2 separate regions of the Homo sapiens genome follow, and region 2 is linked to region 1. The links are chromatin loops, found by intact Hi-C in ENCODE. Cell type or tissue: IMR-90. All regions are shown on one strand. Each heading gives the region's core, and the rest is flanking DNA. Links, peaks and the distances in the headings are about the cores only. Region 1 has its middle 130 kb from the start of ARX. Region 2 has its middle 19 kb from the start of ARX.

The links. A loop is a pair of places that touch in the nucleus more often than their neighbours do. Peaks named below come from ENCODE experiments on the same cell type or tissue, not always from the same donor. Only the 100,000 strongest peaks of a DNase experiment are listed, where the experiment ranks them.
Region 2: a loop joins it to region 1, with 2.1 times the contacts of the local background. A loop is called at or near these places in 15 of 110 quality-filtered maps.

Annotation. Positions count from the first base shown.
Region 1 is chrX:25,139,141-25,148,926 of GRCh38, forward strand. No RefSeq gene overlaps it. Among named protein-coding and RNA genes, the nearest start is that of ARX, 130 kb to the left of the region's middle. In IMR-90, for the core only: a CTCF peak has its summit at 5,102 (motif pointing left); a DNase peak (open chromatin) is centred at 5,091; H3K27me3 peaks cover 238 bases.
Region 2 is chrX:25,030,179-25,039,964 of GRCh38, forward strand. No RefSeq gene overlaps it. Among named protein-coding and RNA genes, the nearest start is that of ARX, 19 kb to the left of the region's middle. In IMR-90, for the core only: a CTCF peak has its summit at 4,856 (motif pointing right); no DNase peak of the experiment used is centred there.

The DNA.
Region 1 (9,786 bases), core at 1,017-9,016:
CTGAAAAAGTATTCAAAGAAGCAATGGCTGAAAAATCTCCCAATTTGGCAAAAGACATAAACCTACAGATTAAAGATCTTGTGAGAATTCCAAACTTGATAGATCTAAATAAATCCATACCAAGACACATCATAATCCAACTTCAGAAAAGTAAAGACCAAGAAAATATCTTGAAAACAGCCAGAGAGAAATGATGGGATTTCTCATCAGAAATCATGGAGGCTAGAAAGAAATGGCACATTTTTCAAGTACCAAAAAGAAAAGAATTGCCAGCCAATTCTATACTCAGTGAAATGATCCTTCAGAAATGAAAAGGAAATACAGATATTCTCAGACTAAAAAAAAAAAACTTAAATAATTTACCAGACCTACCCTTAAAAAAATGGCTAAAGGAAGTTCTTGAAACAGAAAGGGAATGAAAGAATGTTAAAATACCATGAAGGAAGAAAGAACAAAGGAACAAACCGAAATATGGGCACATACAATAGGCTTCTTTTCTCCTCTTGAGTTTTCTAAATTATATTTGACAGTTGGAGCAAAAGATATATAACAGTTTTTGGATATGGTTCTTAATATATGTACAGGAAATATTTAAGATAATTATATTATAAATGGGTATAGTAAAGGGTCTTAAAGGGAGGTAAGGTCTCTACATTTCACTTGAACTAGTAAAATGTCAATACCAATGGATGGATAAGTTATGAATGTATAACGTAATACCTAAAGCAACCACCACAAATTTACCTATGCAACAACTTTCATGGACCCCAAGGGCATTATGCTAAGTGAAAAGAGCCAATCTTAAAAGGTCACATACTAGCTGATTCTATTTATATAACATTCTCAAAATGACACACTGAAATTGATGAAGAGCAAATTAGTGGCTGGCAAGGGTTAGAGATGGTGGGGTGGGTAGATACGACTCTAAAGGGGTAGCATGATGGAGATCTTTGTGGTGATGGAACAGTTCTGTATCTTGATTGCAGTAGTGGTTACATGATTCTACACATGTGATAAAATGGCATAGAACTATACATACATGTTTGATGAATGTCTGTTTCCTGGTTTTAATATTATATAAGATGTAACTATTGGGACAAACTGAGTATAGGGGACATGGTATAGATCTTTCTACTATCTTTGCAGCTTCCTATAACTCTATGATTATTTCAAGATAAAAAATGTTAAAAAGAGAAAACTACATTTCTTTGGTGAAAATGTTTTTATTTTAATTTACATTTTATAACTACTTTTTCAAAATGGGATATTATTTTAGTTTTTTCCATTATTGTGAAATTTAACTGTCACGTAGAAATCTTGGATGACATTAGCAAATCAAAACAGGAATTTTCTTTCCTGAATATTACTTTACCATTTGAGTCACCATGGTTTTGAGATGGGAGCTATTGGTGTCGGTATTTATAGGGAAGGATAATGTGACTGCCCCATTCCCATTTTACTCAATCACAAGCAGGACTGCTCAGTAGGAATGCTAAAAGCATTCAAATCTCTCATTATGCCTCCCTTACCCAATGACCTAGTTTTATGAGTTGGTTGGCTGCTGTCAGAGGTACATTGGTGGCTGTGGAATGGAATTCTCCCTACACAAGGTTAAGTAGCCTATGTGATTCTCTTTGTAACCTTGACTAACTGAACTTAGATTAACTGCAAGTTTTCTCTTGTGACTGTCATGCGTTTCCCTAATTAATCACATTTTCCGGAAGCTCTATCTGTACAACTAACTAGACTAGATCTCTCTGCAGACATGGGAATAGAAATTACTCTGGGAATCTTGATTGTGTTACTGATTTGCATAGCGTTAATGATTTGTATGTTAATGCGATGGAGAGGCCGGGGACTGCATATGAGTAGAACCTGTTTCCTGTTTCCACTTCTGGAGCCATGCAGGGTCAACTTTACCCTTCTTTTTGAGTTTCTCTTCAGTTGCTTTTTGTTTGTGCTTTATATTTTATGGCTGGAATTTAATTTTAACTAAATTTATTTAGAATTTATTTGAAAAATTATTTTGAGCTCTCTGCTGCTGTAGCAGGTACTTTTACATACGCCATCTTATTACTCCAAACAGCAATCCTTAATTTTAACTAAAAATTTGGTATTTCAGTATTCCACTATGTTGGCATTATGTTTAAATGCCAAATTAAAAATTAAAAATTTGATGAGTACTGTCAAATGCATTCTATATGACACACACGACACTTAGATTTGTTTGATACAATAGAATTATTAAATATCCCCTAAGAGATTTAGTATCATTTCAGTGCATACAATGAAGGAAATTCAGGGACCATAGTCAAGAAGCTCATCTGTTGAAAAGAACTATACAAGATAGAGTAACCTGACATAGAATATTTTCATCCTACCATTTACTTACTTTTATTCCCGTACTGTTTATCTTTGAGGAAGTTTCTATTTCAAGTATTATTACAGATGTAGGAATAAAGGTGAGATGAATGATATTATATTCCAAGGTCTATGTAGTAGTTAAATGATAATGAAAACCACAGTTCATCATGGTAAAGCAAACACACTTGGAAATGTATTATTGTTATTATTATCATTATGACAGTGTTGAGAGGGGCTCAATTAATCAATCAAGGGTGTAGCCATCTGATAGAAAGATGGGTTTTGTAATAAGAGGTTTACTGTTGGGTGGCAGATGTGGCAGACAGCCCAGACAACAAGCTTGGAATGGTGAACTACACACATTCCACTGGCAACATTTATGGCACCGGAAGTGGTATCCATATGCACATATCTACTCAGAGGATCAGAAAAGGGGGAAAAAAAACTAAGAGCACATGTGTGAACATGATTATAAAGCAGTGGACTCCCAAATTATGAGCCAGCTTTCAAAATGCACCCATTGTATGAAATCCAGTTTTGTCTTCTTACAGGTAACATGTACTGCTTGTATCATAATACATGTAATTGTAATAGTATAACCATAGATGTGTTTTTATTCAGTAAATCAGCTCTTATGTAGTATGGTGGGTAGACTCCAAGATGTCCCTCAGTTGTCTCTGCTTCCTCATATCCATCCCCTTTTAAAATTCCCTCACCTTAAGTATGGGCTAGACTTATTGACTTGCTTATAATGAATAGAATATGGGATTATATTCTATCCCATAGAAGTGATGGGATGCCACTTCTGGTATTAGGTTATAAAAATACTATGGCTTCCATCTCAGGGTGCTCTCTCTTGGACTCTTCATTCTTTGTAGGGTGTATTAATCTGCTTGGGCTGCCAAAACAAAATACCATAGACTGAGTGGCTTAAACAACAATGTATTTTCTCATAGTTCTGGAGGCTAGAAATGCCAGATCAAGGTGCAGGCCAGTTTGGTTCCTGGTGAGAGCACTCTTCTTGGCTTGTGGGTGGCCGCCATCTCTCTGTGTGTTCGCATGATCTCATGATCTCTTTTTTGTTTGCACACTGGGAGACTTGGAGTTGGGGGTGGTGGGAGAGAGAGAGAGAAAGGAGAGGAGAGTGCTGGCACTTTGGTGTCTTTTTTTATAAGGACATTAATCCTATCAGATCAGGGTCCCACCCGTATGATGTCATTTAACTGTAATTACTTCCTTAGAGGCCCCATCTCCAAATAAAGCCACACTGGGAGTTAGAGCTTCAGTATATGAATTTTGAGGGAACATAAATGTGCAGTCCATAGCATGGGAGGCAGCCCTGTGGAGAGGCCCACGTTAGTGAGCTTGGAAGTGGATTTTCTACGGCCTGCCACCAGCCATATGAGTGATCTTTGAAGTGGATTCTCCGTCAGTTGGGTCTTGAGATACCTACAACCCTGGCCAACATTTTGATTGCAACCTCATGAAAGACTTAATCAATACCACCTAGCTAAGCTGCTCTTGAATTGATCCTGGTTGATCACAGAAACTAGGAAATAATAAATGTTGTTTTCAGCTGCTAAGCATGGTATAATTTGTTATGCAACAATAGATAACTAAAACATTTAATATTTGACTCCTCAATTCCTTTATCAGAAACTTTAGAAGTAGGATATATCACTAAGAGAGTCTGATTATCAGCAAGAAATGGAAGAATAGGGCATGTGAAAAGAGACTAACAACCGTCCCTTTATTTATCATCTTCTTTCCAGAAATGATTCGTATAATCTGTGAATATCCTGATGGATGTAATGATTTTACCTAGCTCAGGGAATTATGCATTTTATGGGAGCTACCTATAGGACTTTTGATTCTGCACATGCATTCTGAATAGAATATATGGAAATTCCTTGTTACTACGGGATTTCATGGATGCAACTGTCATTGAGTAAAATGTTTAGAACTATCTGCACATGGTCGACAGGGATGGAAGTTTGATAGACAGCAGGAGGTGGAAGTTGGCAAATGAATCATTTACAATTACGGTCCTGCCCAGCAACCCTCAAATTTCCTGAGTGCCCATGGTAAGGATCCATTTGCCTCCAGCCTCTTAAGGCTGTGGAGTACCCCCGGTCCATTGGCATGCTGGAGTAGTTACATTCGTAGCCAATTAGCAGGGTGGCACACACTCCGCCAAGAAGCCCCAGTCTCTATAGACCCGGTATAGAGAGTGAAATTAGCTGAGACAAATACCTGTTAATCCCCCGTTCTTGGCCGGCATGGAGCGCCTACTGTGCAGTGCTAATAGTTCTGGGAAATCCCAATTCCCAGTGTCAAGAGTTGAACAGACTAAGTCTGTTAAATGAAGAAATTTACAGCGCATTAGCTTTGATCAAGAAATGCTAGGTGCAAGTCTCTTAAACAAATGAAGGCTACTTGGGAATACAGGTCACTCTTTCTGGGAAGCTGTTTTTGAAGGACTTGATCTTCCTTCTTTCCCATGCCAGAGCCAGGGATAGAAAAGTGGCAGTTTGAGTGGCTGGACCTGGGGGAAGTAGAAAATAGTCTTATTTAGACAGGAGGGGACAGCTGAGTGACTCTACCGGAGTTTTGTCCAAGGGAGCTTGGATATGGTTTTCAAAAATGGGAAATTTGTGATAAAAATCGCAGGAGACCTTACAGCTTCCAGCGAAGGCTGGTTTATACTTATATGTGTAAGTTGCGCCCTCTGCTGGCTGGATCAAGCCATGTTCCCGTCCTCCCCCTTTCCTGGGAAAAACGTTTTGTATTTTCCCATCTAAATTATGTTTTCAGTTGCATTCTATCAGCCCGTTGCTGTCTATGCAAAGAATGAGGCAAGCAGAATTTAAATCGTGGCTTGTACCATTATGCCTGTCACTCAAAGCTCTGCATAGCGGTTCTCAGAGAAGGGCGAAGGATGGTTCTCAGAGAAGGGCGAAGGATTCGGGAGTTCTTGGGGACATACTATAAATTTTCAGATTCTGATTCCTTGGCTAAGTTTGCAGACATCCAGGTTCGTTTTTTTTTGTGTGGCATATCTTTTAATGTGACCATTGTTCCGCTGTGGAAGGCAGAAAAATCTTTCCTTAGTACCAGGAAATGCTTTTAATTCAGACAAGCTTTTATTTCTTGGTTGCGTCAAGTCTAAGGGAGTTTGGCGATTGCCCTCAAGCTTGGGATAAAGGCAATGGAAAGAGGATGAATAGAATCACAGCGAGACAGGAGGAGGGTGGGCTGATGAGACCAGTGAAGGGAAGAACTGATGATCTTACGCTCGAGTGTCAGTAGCCTTGTGTCTAGGAGGAAAGATGATTTACATTTTGACATGTCAGTGAAAGGAAACCCAAAAGAAGTGGTGCAACTAACAATTTGTTAAGAGCTTCTCAGGGGTAAAGCACTATTCAATTTTTTTTCCAAAAAAGGAAGAAAGAAGTATCCATTCCAGGGAAGGCAGGGGAGAAAATACAGCCCTGTCCCCTGAGATGAGGTAAGCCTGCCATGAGGAGTGGAGGTGGTAGATGGTGCTGTAGAATTTCATTTCTGGAAAGGCATATTCAAAATGTAGCCTAGGATGTTTGTGAAAATGAACCTATATCATCTTAATCCCTCTAGACATTGACAGGCATCATTTAACTCTCTCCCTCTACCCGCTGCACAGGGGTTGGCATTGTTTGGCGTGGTTGGCAGCACTAAACCCTATGACAAAAAACACAGGTGCTTTTATAAACTGGGATTAAGTCATATTTAGCAGAGACGTACAGCTGAGCTGTTTGGATAACCCTCTCCCTCCTCCAGTCGGCTTTAGTTGATGAAAGCATTCCCTAATACCTGCAGTCACTGTATGCTCATTTTGTTGATCCCAATTCATAAAAATAAAATCTACAGCAAAGAAGTTTCTATTGATGTCAGGCCCTGGAAAACTCTCTTTCAGGCTGAGACCACGCATACGGGATGTTAAGCCCTTACAACAATGGATTCCAGCTACTCATGTTTACCAAGAGCTAGGGATCAGGACCTATGCTGGTATTCTATAATAAAATATTATAGTGATTACACGGGGACAGTCCACGGGCATGTTTAATCTGTAACGTGTATGCAATATAATATTGCTGAAACCTTTTAGGTGGCTCTAAGCCCTGAGTAATAAAAAAAAAATCAAGCATTTTGCTTGCCATTGTGATTTTATAATATTGTATTTTGGCAGTTTTTCTTACACATGCTATATATTTGGGTTAATGATGATATGATAATCTGATCTTTATAATTTGAGTTTTCTTTTGTATACCAAAGTGTTTATGAATAATTCACCATGGTAATGGTTCGAAGCATGTGTTGCAGCGTCAAACAGGCTTGGATTTGATTTTAATAAATGTGTGATCCGAGATAAGTTATTTTGTTTTTGGACTTTAGTTTCTTTGGTTATAAAATGGGGATAATTATAGTACCTACTCATGGAGGATTTAGTTAAATTATGCATAAAAAGTTTAGTCTAGTTCTTGGCCTATGTAACTTCTAAAAATGTTAGCCGTGTAACTGGTACATCAAATAGATAAGACTTGGGATGAGATCAGAAAGCATAATTTTTTTTGGTTGCCCATTGTCCCTTTACATTTTGTTTTGTGGAGAAAGTTCTGTAGCCACTGGATAAAAATTTGGTTAAGCCCCAAGATTCCCTGGCTACTCATAGGACAAAGACAGTTCTGAGATGACTTTAATTTGCAAATCCAGACTCAATTCAGTTAAAATTGTTGGGTCCCAGATATTCCAAATGTGAATTAGAGTTAAATGTCTCTGTTTTCCTGCTTCTCTTTCCCTAGCTTGCTGTCCAAGTTTCCTGACCACTTTGGACTTGGCGCAGGGGAAGAGAGGAAGGGAAAGACGAGCAAAAGCGTTCCTATTTGCTGACCCTGTTTCAGGGTGGCTTTGTGATCTCTGGTCAAATGTTTAAAGATGATTGTCTCACAGCATCATTTTTGTGGGTTATGCAGGGACCCTCGACTGGGCCCCCTTTTGATTTGGGCATTGCCCCCATCCTCTCTCCATCTTTGCTCTGATGACACACCCCACAGCTTCTTCATTCTGGAGGCTCCATCCACAGTCAGCAGGCTGCCTTCATAGGCGGGGTTGACATCTGATCCCTGGGATTTATACACCTTTGAACTGTTACTGGAGGGCAGTGTAGTTACTTGCTAGATGCAGCCCTTTAATCTAATGTCTCCATTTACATTGCCTTTCTAAAGTGTGAGTCAACCAGCGGTTCACTGTATGCCATTTGCTGTTGAACACGTATTAAGCTTTCCAAGCCATGCCTTGGAGCCCATCTCACCTGACTTAAGGATAGAAGGGAGTGCCCCCATCCCATCTCATCCCCTTGGAAAACACAATGGTGAGACTCAGAATTCAGTCCTTTCCAAAAGGTAAAAATTTATTCTTCTTATGAATTATCTTAATTTCCAACACTCTCCTTTTATATCCTTGGCATGGATGAAATATGTAACTGGTACTTATTCTCCTACTATGAAATTTCCTCATGGTAGTCTATTTTACAAGTCATTTTGGTATCTGATGTCCAAGTGTCTCATTCAAAACTCCCAATGAAACATCCTCTTATAGCTGTTATCTATGTGAAAGATGTTTGATTTGCTTTATGCTTTTCTCTCATCTAGTTCCCATTGTGACCAAGTGGTAAAAACATGAGCTCTTTCTGAGAAACTTAATCATCTAAGTAGTTTTCCGAAGTGCTATTTTTTGGCCAGTTATTTTGATATTAGCCACAGAGAAAATGAGGCCTAAGGAAAATGTATTGATTTGCTATATTTTTAAGGTGGATTTCAAGGAGTTTTTATAACATTTGAATGTTTCAGAAATATGGAAGTATGCAAAATTGTCTGAAAGGTTGTTCATTGCAGTGTTGTTTGTAATGATGAAAAATGAAGACAATGTAAATGTCTAAATCTAGGTTAGGGTATTGGCTAAATTGAACAATGGAATACTAAGCTATTATTAAAGTGATATTGTAGAGGAATGTTTAATGACCTGGAAAGATGTTCATAACCCACTGTACATAAAAAAATGAAAAACAAAAAATAAAAAGGCATGTGCTGTATTTTCTTGTTTTGGTAAAAATATGCATATCTATACATAGAAAAAACACCACAGTGATATCCATGAAAATGTAAATGGTGCTGTTATATAAACTTTTCTTTATGTATATATTTTTAATATTTATTTTTAGTTTTAGTTTTTCTGGGTACATAGTAGGTACATATACTTATGGGGTACATAAGATGTTTTGATACAGGCATGCAATGTGAAATAAGCACATCATGAGGAATGGGGTATCCGCCCCTCAAGCATTTATCCATCGAGTTGCAAACAATCCAATTACACTCTTTAAGTTACTTAAAAACATACAGTTATTATTGACTGTAGTCACCCTGCTGTGCTATCAAATAGTAGGGTCTTATTCATTCTTACTATTTTTTTTGTACTCATTAACCATCCTCACCTACCCCCCAGGCCGCCACTGCCCTTCCTAGTCTCTGGCAAGCATCCTTCTACTCTATATGTCCATGACTTCAATTGTTTTGATTTTTAGATTCCACAAATAAGTGAGAACTTGCAATGTTTGTCTTTCTGTGCCTGGCTTATTTCATTTAACATAGTGCCCTCCAGTTCCGTCTATGTTGCTGCAAATGACTGGATCTCATTCTTTTTTATGGCTGAATAGTACTCCATTGTGTATATGTACCACATTTTCTTTATCTATTTTTTCACCTGTTGATGGACACTTAGTGCTGCAATAAACATGGGAGTGCAGATATCTCTTCAATGTACTGATTTCTTCTCTTTTGGGTATATACCCAGCAGTGGGATTGCTGGATCATATGGTAGCCCAATTTTTAGTTTTTTTGAGGAACTTCCAAACAGTTCTCTATAGTGGTTGTACTAATGTATATTGCTACCAACAGTGTACAAGGGTTCCCTTTTCTCCACATCCTTGCCAGCATTTGTTATTGCCTATCTTTTGGATATAAGTCATTTTATTTTATTTTAAGTTCTGGGATACGTGTGCAGGATGTGCAGGTTTGTTACCTAGGGAAACATGTGCCATGATGGTTTGCTGCACCTATCAAACCATCACGTAGGTATTCAGCTCGGCATGCATTAGCTATTTATCTTCATGCTCTCCCTCCCCTTGCTCCCCGCAACAGGCCCCAGAGTGTGTTGTTCCCCTCCTTATGTCCATGTGTTCTCATTGTTCAGCTCCCACTTATAAGTGATAACATGCAGTGTTTGGTTTTTCTTCCTGTGTTAGTTTGCTGTGGATAATGGCTTCCAGCTCCATCCATATCCCTGCAAAGGACATGATCTCGTTCCTTTTATGGGGATATAAGCCAT
Region 2 (9,786 bases), core at 1,005-9,004, 110 kb before region 1:
CTGATCATGCAGTTGTTGGAGGAAACACCTGAGGAGAAACAAACCACCATTGCCTGACTGGCTCCCATGAGTGTCAATAGCATCTCAGCTTCCTCAGATCAGTTATATCACCAGCACTCCAGAATCCTTCTCTTTCTTAAGGCACTTTGCATTGAAGAATGTTCCTGGATGTTCATATCTAGTGTTTGAAGGGGAGGAGGGGTTTAAACTGGTCCTGTACATAGAAAATTTGTTTGACAGAGGAGAAAAATTAGCCAAGGAAGATTGTTGTTTCAATTCATTTGAAACCAGAAGGGGACTTTTTAGTTGTATATGTAACATGTTCATTGAATTATTACTGCTTTCCTAGGACAACATCAAGCCTAAATACTGAACAACATGAAGATTCTTTTCTTGGCCTTTCTTGGATTACATTGTATATAATAATTCTTAGAATCATACCTACTTGGCTTTAAAACATTTTTTTTCCATTTTTTTAAGGTTCATAATTTAGTCTTTGGTTTTTATGTTGCTTAGATTCATATGCATATTGAATGTTTTCTTTTTCTTTCTTTTTTTTTTTTTAAGATGGAATCTTGCTCTGTCACCAGGCTGGAGTGCAGTGGCGCGATCTTGACTCACTGCAACCTCCGCCTCCCGGGTTCAAGCGATTCTTTGCCTCAGCCTCCCGAGTAGCTGGGACTACGGGCACCCACCACCACGCCTGGCTAATTTTTGTATTTTTAGCAGAGATGGGGTTTCAACATCTTGGTCAGGCTGCTCTCGAACTCCTGACCTCGTGATCCGCCCACCTCAGCCTCCCAAAGTGAGCTGCCGTGCCTGGCTGAATATTTTCTTAACATGCAGCATCAGGTTGAACATGCTTGTCATTCAAATATGGAAGATGCTATAGTTACAAGTGAATTTATTCTGCTTTCTTAATCTTTCCTGTCCTTAGCAGTGAGAAACAGGTTTTGCCCCAGTAGGGGGACTCTTTGGAGGGTATTATTTTTATGCTGCTGAATATCATGTCTATAATGGACCCGTGCATGCAGCCTTTCCTCCCGTTTCCCCATCATCCCCTCTTTTTTTTTTCTTTTTTTTGGTCCTTGTTGACATTACAAGCTTTTAACACATTTTCGACCTAGGAGCCCTGTTGCTGGAAGTATAGTCTCTAGCCAGCTACTCTTATGATAGTACTGCTATAAAATTCATTCTTGTGTGGTATTCTGTGCTATAGAGTCTGTGTATTGCTATTCATATTCGGAGTTCTGGTTTGTTTTGTTTTTCCCTTAAAACCTGTTACAGTTTTTTTTTTTTTTTTTTTTTGCTGGGTGGTTGGGGGGTAGGGAATCAGAACTCTGTTTCCCATTCCATATCACCTGACATTATTTCAAGTTTTATAATATCTTAGGTGTATATTCTATTTCATTTTATTTTATTTATTTATTTATTTTGAAATGGAGTCTTGCTCTGTCGCCCAGGCTGGGGTGCAGTGGCACGATTTCGGCTCACTGCAACCTCTGCCTCCCGGGTGCAAGCAATTCTCTTGCCTCAGCCTCCTGAGTAGCTGGGACTATAGGCGCCTGCCACCATGCCCAGCTAATTTTTGTACTTTTAGTACACACAGGGTTTCACCATGTTGGCCAGGCTGGTCTCAAACTCCTGACCTCAGGTGATCCACCTGCCTCGGCCTACCAAAGTGCTGGGATTACAGGCATGAGCCACCGCACCTGGCCTTTATATTTTATTTTTTTATTGGCTTAGTTTTTAATTTATTGTCCAAAAAATTTTGGGCCTTTTTCTATGGGGAAACAAGTGAAGCTGCTCTTCAGCATAGACTACCTTTATCCCATTATTTTACTAAAAAAGAACCAGGTTTGTTTCACTTCTAAGGTGTCTCATTAATGTACTTCATCTGAGAATTTGTTTTAAGAGCGCACTTTATAATCTTGATGTTTGCTTGAGCTGTAAGAACTGCCATTTCTAAAAAATAATGGGATAATAGATGGTTTATTCAGTATACCTAGTGAATATGTACAAACTGGATCTACAGATATTTTGAACTGGACCAGGTGGGTATTGAAGTAACCCATCAAAATATGCTCTGCAGTGATTCTGCTTAATGTTCTAATTCAGTAATGAATGTTTTATGTTCTACTGGAAAGGCAAATGGCAGTGCATTTGTGTGTTGGAGGAGGGGTTAGTGATTTGTGCTAAGACCCACTTCTGACTGTGAGGGATAGAACTTGGGCTCATTTTTTCTTTTCTTTTCTTTTTTCTTTTTTTTGAGACAGAGTCTCGCTCTGTCGCCCAGGCTGGAGTGCAGTGGTGTGATCTCGGCTCACTGCAAGCTCTGCATCCCTGGTTCACGCCATTCTCCTGCCTCAGCCTCCCAAGTAGCTGGGACTACAGGTGTCCACCACCATGCCTAGCTAATTTTTTGTATTTTTAGTGGAGACAGGGTTTCACCGTGTTAGCCAGGATGGTCTCAATCTCCTGACCTCGTGATCCACCCATCTCAGCCTCCCACAGTGCTGGGATTACAGGTGTCAGCCACCGCGCCTGGCCTAACTTGGGCTCATTTTTTCTTGTGAAGTCTCTTTCTATAATTTTTTTTTGTTTTATTCTTTTTTTAAAAAAATACTTTTTTTGAGCAACAGAGTGAGACTTCATCTCAAAAAAAATACTTTTTTGAATGTATCATGTCTTCATTAACAACAGAAAATCCACATGGTATTTACTAAACTTGTTTATGATATTAAAAATTTCCTTTTTATTTTTAGTAGCCCAGGTTATTGAGTTTTTCACTAGAGATTTTTTTTCTTAGCTGAGGTATAGTTGTATAGGAAGAAGAATTAAGTCAGATTTTTGTGTGTGGAAAGACAGTTTTCTTTTCTTTTCTTTTTTTTCTTTTTTTGAGACAAAGTTTCACTCTTGTCGCCCAGGCTGGAGTGCAATGGCACCATCTCAGCTCACTGCAACCTCTGCCTCCCTGGTTCAAGCAATTTTTGTGCCTCAGCCTCCCGAGTAGCTGGGATTACAGGTGCGTGCCACCAGCCTGGCTAATTTTTGTATTTTTAGTAGACACAGGGTTTTGCCATGTTGGTCAGGCTGATCTCAAACTCCTTACTTCAGGTGATCCACCCGCCTCGGCCTCCCAAAGTGCTAGGATTACAGGTGTGAGCCACCACGCCTGGCTGGAATGACAGTTTTCTATCCAGGTCTTTTTCTGTTTGTCAGAAGGTGGGAGTACGATCCAAACAAATCCATTAGGTTACTCCTGCAGCATGCACTTTTAGCTTCTCTCTTGAACTAGAATCCCATATCCCTGGCCTTCAGCTCCTTTGCTCATGTGTATAAACCTCAGATGTTACTACATTTTATATCTATCAGAGCTATTAAGCAATAGTATTTGAACCACTAGCCATTTAAATAAAATTCTGCCCCGTTACTCAGGTGCAGATATTGAGTTCACTTTCATTTTTTGCCAGACTTCTTTGCACTACTTTAAGCAAAAATAGTCAATCTATTTTTCTTTGATTGACATCCCAGTTTGCTTCAGTGACAGAACTTACTGCTTAGTCTTTGTACTTTAAAAGAAATCTATAAATTTAATGAACTGTCCAAGTGAAATGTCGTAGTTGTCATTGTGATTAAGGGGCCAACTTTCCAGGCAGCTAGCAGAGATACTATTCTCTTCCTCTCCCAGCACATTTTTATTCCTTCATCCACACATTCCTGCTACACTAGATGGCAGCCAATGATGGAACTATAAAGATGTCTGTGGTGGTATCTCAAATGTGGCAGCTTGAAGATAGACTGCCCAGGGTGACGTAGGGCAGGTTGTCTTCCAGTGCGTGTGTTCTAGATTGCCATAGACCATGCTGTGGCTACCACCCTGGGTCTACTTGGACTGTCAAGGGCATCTGCCTAAACCAGAATTTTTTGTCTGAAACCTTAGCCCAACAAAATAAATCTTGAGTAGCTCATGCCTGGCTCTTAGGAATTTTGTTTCTTTGTTTCTTTAAAAAAAAAAAAAAAAAAAAAAAAAGGCGGCCAGGCATGGTGGCTCACGCCTGTAATCCCAGCACTTTGGGTGGCCGAGGCGGGCAGATCATGAGGTCAGGAGTTTGAGACCAGCCTGGCCAACATGGTGAAACCCCATCACTACTAAAAATACAAAAATTAACTGGGCGTGGCGGTGGGCACCTGTAATCCCAGCTACTTGGGAGGCTGAGGCAGGAGAATCTCTTCAACCTAGGAGGCGGAGGTTGTAGTGAGCCGAGATAGCACCACTGCACTGCAGCCTGGGTGACAGAGCAAGACCACATCTTGGGGGGCGGGTGGGGGGTGGGGGGAGTCCAACTTACTTTATTTTTATTTTTATTTTTTTTAACCTAGTCACTGTTTACAGTTGTATGCTAAAGCCCAAAATATTGTCTGTGCTGTGGTGTATGAGCATTGCCAATTTTATATTTATTGCAGTGAAGAAGAAACTAAAAATATATGAAAATGAGGAGCTCATTTTCCAATGTCATTGGAAAATGTCCAAGCTCCTAAATCTGTGTGGGTGCATATGGCAGAAGTGAGTTGGGGGCCTCTTGAAAGGAGGCTTTTTGGAGAGGGGTCTCCCAGGCTTCTCCTTGGTGTTCCTGCTTGGGGATCACTGCTGCTAGCTGACTGGGCCTCCCCAGTGGAAGTTTGTGATTTTGCTTTGACAAAGTTTCATTGACTAGTAAAACTCATTCTGTTTTAGTGTATATTTCAATAGAAATGTAAACATTTTGCTCAAAAAAATATTTTGTGTCACTCCCCTCATAGAGAAGTGAAGTTTATTTCTCCTCCCCCTTGAATTTGGACTGGCCCTGTAACTGCTTTGACCGGTAGAGGGTGGTGAAGTGACACTTTGCCTAAGCTTTGAGAAGGCCTGGAAGATTCTGCTTTGTGGTTTTGGATGCTCAGTGGGAGAGAGGTCACATAGAGAGAATGTGTGGAGAGGAGAGGCCATGAGATCATAACAAGGAAGAGACAGGTCCAAGCATATCAGTTGACTGCCAACTGCGTGAGACCCCAAGTGAGGCCAGCGTAAGAACTGCCCAGCTGAGCCCACTCAACCCACAGATTTATGAAAGATAATAATATGGTTATTGCTGTATTATTTATTTTTGGTTGCTATCATTTTAAGCCACTAAGTTTTAGGGTGGTTTACTAGGCAGCAATAGATAACCAAAACACTCCCTATATCCTTTAGTACCCAAACCCTGATTTTTACCTGGGCATGTGCAGCTGAAAGACCACATTTTTGTGGCCTCCCTTTTGGGAAAGAGTGGCCAATTTAACTAATTCTGGAGAAGGACACGTTTTTTGTGGTGTTTCCAGGAAGTCATCTTAAAAGAGAGGAGTCAGGCCTTTGTCTGCATTCCTCAAATTTGCTGCCTGGAATAGATGTGATGGCTGGAGCCAGGAACCATGAAGACAAGAACCACATCCTAGGGATGGCAGAGTGGCTGGCTGGAAGGTACCTGGATCTCTGACAATCTTAGAGAGCTATCATACTCCAGCCCTGAACCTACTATTTCCACACATATTTTATAAGAAAGGGAAATATATCTCTTTTCTGATTGAAGCCATTGTTTTTTTGTTTTATTTTCTGTTCCTTGCAGCTGAACCTAATCCTCAGAGACATAGGACAAGACCAAATTCCATTATGAAGCATGTTGCCTTGCCTTTGCAAAAGGGGCTTATGTACAATAATTCATTTGTCTACTTTATGGGAACCCTGCATCTGGATAAAATGGTGAACAAAATCAGACATAGCCCCTAAGACATGATTAGCTTATAGTTAGTCAAATCATCACAGAACAAATGGAAAACTGTAACTGTCACAAGCCTTTGACAGACAAGCTCATGGTGTCAGCATAACCCATAATATGGCCTTTGCTGAATCAAGGAAGACAGGGTCAGGAAGTGATATTTGAGCTGATGTCTGAAAAGTAGGCTGGAGTTAACTCCATGATGAGGATAGGGAAGAGCGTTGCAGGTGGAGGTGACAGCACAGCGGTTCTGCAGTAGGAGAGAGCATGGCAAATACAATGGACAGAAAGATGATGTAGCTAGAGTTGGGAGAATGAGGTGAGTTTGGTATGCATGAGGCCAGAGAAGGTTGCAGATGGGAGAATGAGTAGGTTGTTTTCGTGAGTCTGGTCAATGTTTTAAAAGCATTGAAAAACCACTGAGGGTTCTAAGCTGTCGAATGGCAGTGGTCTAAAGGGGAGAAGATAGTAGTGCAGGAGATGGAGAGAAGTCAAAAGATTCAAGAGCTATTTCTCACTCATACTTTTGTGCTTGGGTTCCTGGTTTTGGTTTTTATTTGTTATTGAGAGGTTGAACTGAACTAACTTAATTTTTGGTGAAACCAGGCATATTTGTTAGATTGGACTGTATGCAAGTCAGTGACAACAGTGGTTTAAACAAGTTGGAAGCCTATTTCACTTTCATATAGATGTCGGAACTGATATGGTGGCTCTATTCCAAGAAGTCATAGAGATCCCAGGATCCTTCTGTCTTTTTGCTTTTTTGTCCCTAGGTTGTTGACTTCATCTGCATGACCCGACTTAGTGCATGTCAACGTTCCATCCCTGGAACAGGGGAGAGGAAAGGAGAGGTCACCTCCCTTCTCTTTTTGGGTATGGTTTAGCAGTTGCACACATTGCTCTTTATCATATCTCAATGAGCAGAACTTAGATACACTGTCACATCTAGATGCAAAAAAGTTTTAGAACTGTAGTATTTATTCTGTACAGCCTTGTGCCTGGCTAGAACTTTAGAGAGCGACTACTATAGATAATCAGATGGAAATATGCACCTGTGGGCAAAATCCAACCATGCCCACTTATTTGCATGGTCTATGGCTGCTTTTGCACTACAAGTGCCCTTGGTTCTCCAGCATGTGGACAGTGTAGGGGCCAAAAGGATCCCTGGTACCCTAGTGGGTGGGCTGGTTGGTAGCTGGACAGTTCCCCTAGGTCACCAACACAAGGGACTGACTGTGGGACTGATGGTGGCTGAAAGGATCCTGGAGAAACAGTATGAGGGAGAATGATTGTCGATAGAGCTGTAGATTCTACAGCAAGTGGGCAGGCTACTGCCTGAGTAACCTCACTCCTCCATGACCCCAGTTTGTTGTCAGGCTGGTGACTGAAAGGGATCTCTGAGCACAACTCCTTGGCAGGTTGGGGGCTGGTAGGACCATTGGAACCTTGGCATGCAAGCCGGCTACTGTCTGGAAGGTCCCCTCCCTGCCACCAGAGCACCAGTGCAAGAGACTGACAGTGGCTCTTCATTCCACAGAATGAAGGCAGGCTGATGGATGGAAGGACCTTCAGTTCTTCAGCACATGTGTAGGTAGGGGGCCTGAAGGACAAAGGGAACTGTGGCCTGTGGGTGGGCTAGGGACTGGAAGGACCCCATGGCACTAGGGCAAAGCCAGTTGGTGGCTGGAAAGGGCTCCCAGGCACCAGAACACTGGAAGGATGGTGGCTGAAAGGGCTCTAGACTCAACTGCTTGTGGGCAAGTTGATGACTAATGGCATCCTGTTCCCTGGCCTACAGGCAGGCTGGGGGATAAAATGATTCCTAGAACCTTAGTGAGTGGGCAAGTTGGTGACAAGGGCCACTGGGACATGGTCCCAAGGAAAGGATGGTGAAGAAGAGCCTAAAGGGGCTCTTGCTTCCACAACACTCAGGCCACAAGAAGCCAGAAGGGCCTTCAGTTTCCCAGGTGAACGCAGGCTGGAGCCTAGAAGGACTGACTGCTACATGGCACCTGGGCAGGCTGGTGGCTGAAAGGGCTCCAAGGACACTAGTTCATGTGCAGGCTGGTGACCCTAAGGGTCTCCAATACAGTTCTCTAGCTCACAAGCAACTGGGTAACCTGAAGGGCTTTCTTTACACTGGTACTCTAGAAGGACACTGGCCGAATGGGCCCTGGCTTACTACTGCACATGAGCATGCTGAGAGATTGAAGGACTGGCAGAACCCTGTTGTGTGGACAGGCAGGTGGCTGGAAGGAGCCAGGGGGCATCATCATGCAAGATGGTGGCTGAAAAAGTCCTCACTTTCCCAGCAGGCAAGCAGCCTGTGGCCAGAAGGCAACTCTGTTTTCCAGCATGCAAGAGCTGTAAGAAGACAAAAAGGGTCTCATCAATACAGTATGTGGGCAAGAGAACTTCTGGATGGTCCTCAGTTCCCTAACATGCATGGAAGCTGGAGGGCCAAAATAACCTGCAGAACTCTCGTTGAGAGTCAGGTTAGGGACCGGAAGTCCCTCCAGGATACCAGGGTGTGGGAAACAGTTGCCAAAAGGCATCTGTCTTACATAGTGCCTGGAGACCTGGGGGCGGGTCTTAGAGTTCCTCAGTCCACCACAGGTTGGGGCCCTGAAGGATCCACTGGTGTGTGGATTTCAGGATGGCTGGTGCTCAGAAGGGCCTCCAATCCTGTTATCCAGCTGCTGATTAGCTGGTAGTCGGAAGGGTCCTTGATACACCCGCATGAAGAATGGAAAGAAGGATGGTGGCTGAGAGGGCTCTCACTTCCCCAGTATACCTACAGCCCGAGACCAGAAAAGTCCTCAGATCCGTGGTGAGTGAGGCCCATATGGTGGCCCAAAGAGCTCTCATTTCCACAGTAAGTGGCTCACTGATGGTCATTTTACCCTCTGTTTCTCAGCAAGTAAAGCAAGGTGGGGAGGGGGTTAGTGTGGTGTTGAAATGACCCACGGAACCTTAGCAAGTGGCCAGATTTCTGACAGGAAGACCCCTTGGGGGCACCAGCGCGTAGGGCAGGATGGTAGCTGAAAGAGCTCCTGCTTCCTCAAAACGCGGTTGGTGTGAAGATAACAAAAGGCCCTTGGCTCTATAACATGTGAGGCCGGGATGGTGGCGGAAGTGGCTATCAGTTACATAGTTATCGGCTGTAGAATTGCTGGAATGGCCTCCATTCCCCACCATGCCGGAAGGTGGGGGCCGAAATGAGCCACGGAACCCTAGTGAACAGCCAGGTTGCTGACCGGCAGGGCCTCTGGAACACCAGTGTGAGAAAGATGGTTGCCAAATGGGCTTTTGTTTTCACAGCACTTGGGAGGCCTGAGACTGTAAGGGCTTTTAGTTCCCTGTCCGCTGCAGCCTGGGGACCTTAAGGATCCATGGATGTGTGGATTTTGGGCTGCCTGGTGGCTGGAATGGCCTCCAATTCAGTTTTCCAGTTGGAAAGCAGTGAGTAGCCGGAAGGGCTCTCAGTGCACCAGTATGGAGAGAAGGACGGTGGCTGAGCAGGATCTCACTTCTGCAGTACGTGGGCAAGTTGTAGCAGGAAGGAACCTCGGTTCCCCACCCCTGGGGAGCCCATTTGGTGGCCAAAAGGCACTTTCATTTCCAAAGCACATTGGCCGGCTGAAGACTGGTTGGCGCTTGGTTCCCCAGTCCCAGGCAGGTCGGGGGCTAAAATGACCCAGGGAACTCTAGTGGGTGGGCATTTTTCTGACCGGAACCCCCTTCCCCGCCCCACCAGTGTGAACCGGAGAGGGAGAAGTATGGTGGCCCAAAGGAGTCTCCTGCCCACGGTAAACCTGAGATCTGAAGCCCCCCGAGCCCTCAGCTCCCCACTACGCGAGGCCCATATGGTAGTCAACAAGGCTCTCATTTCCACAAGGCGTGTTCCAGTGATGGTTGGCACTCTCTTTCTCAGCATGCATGTAGGCCAGGGGTCCAAATCACCAAGGGAACATTAAACGGCGGCCAGGTT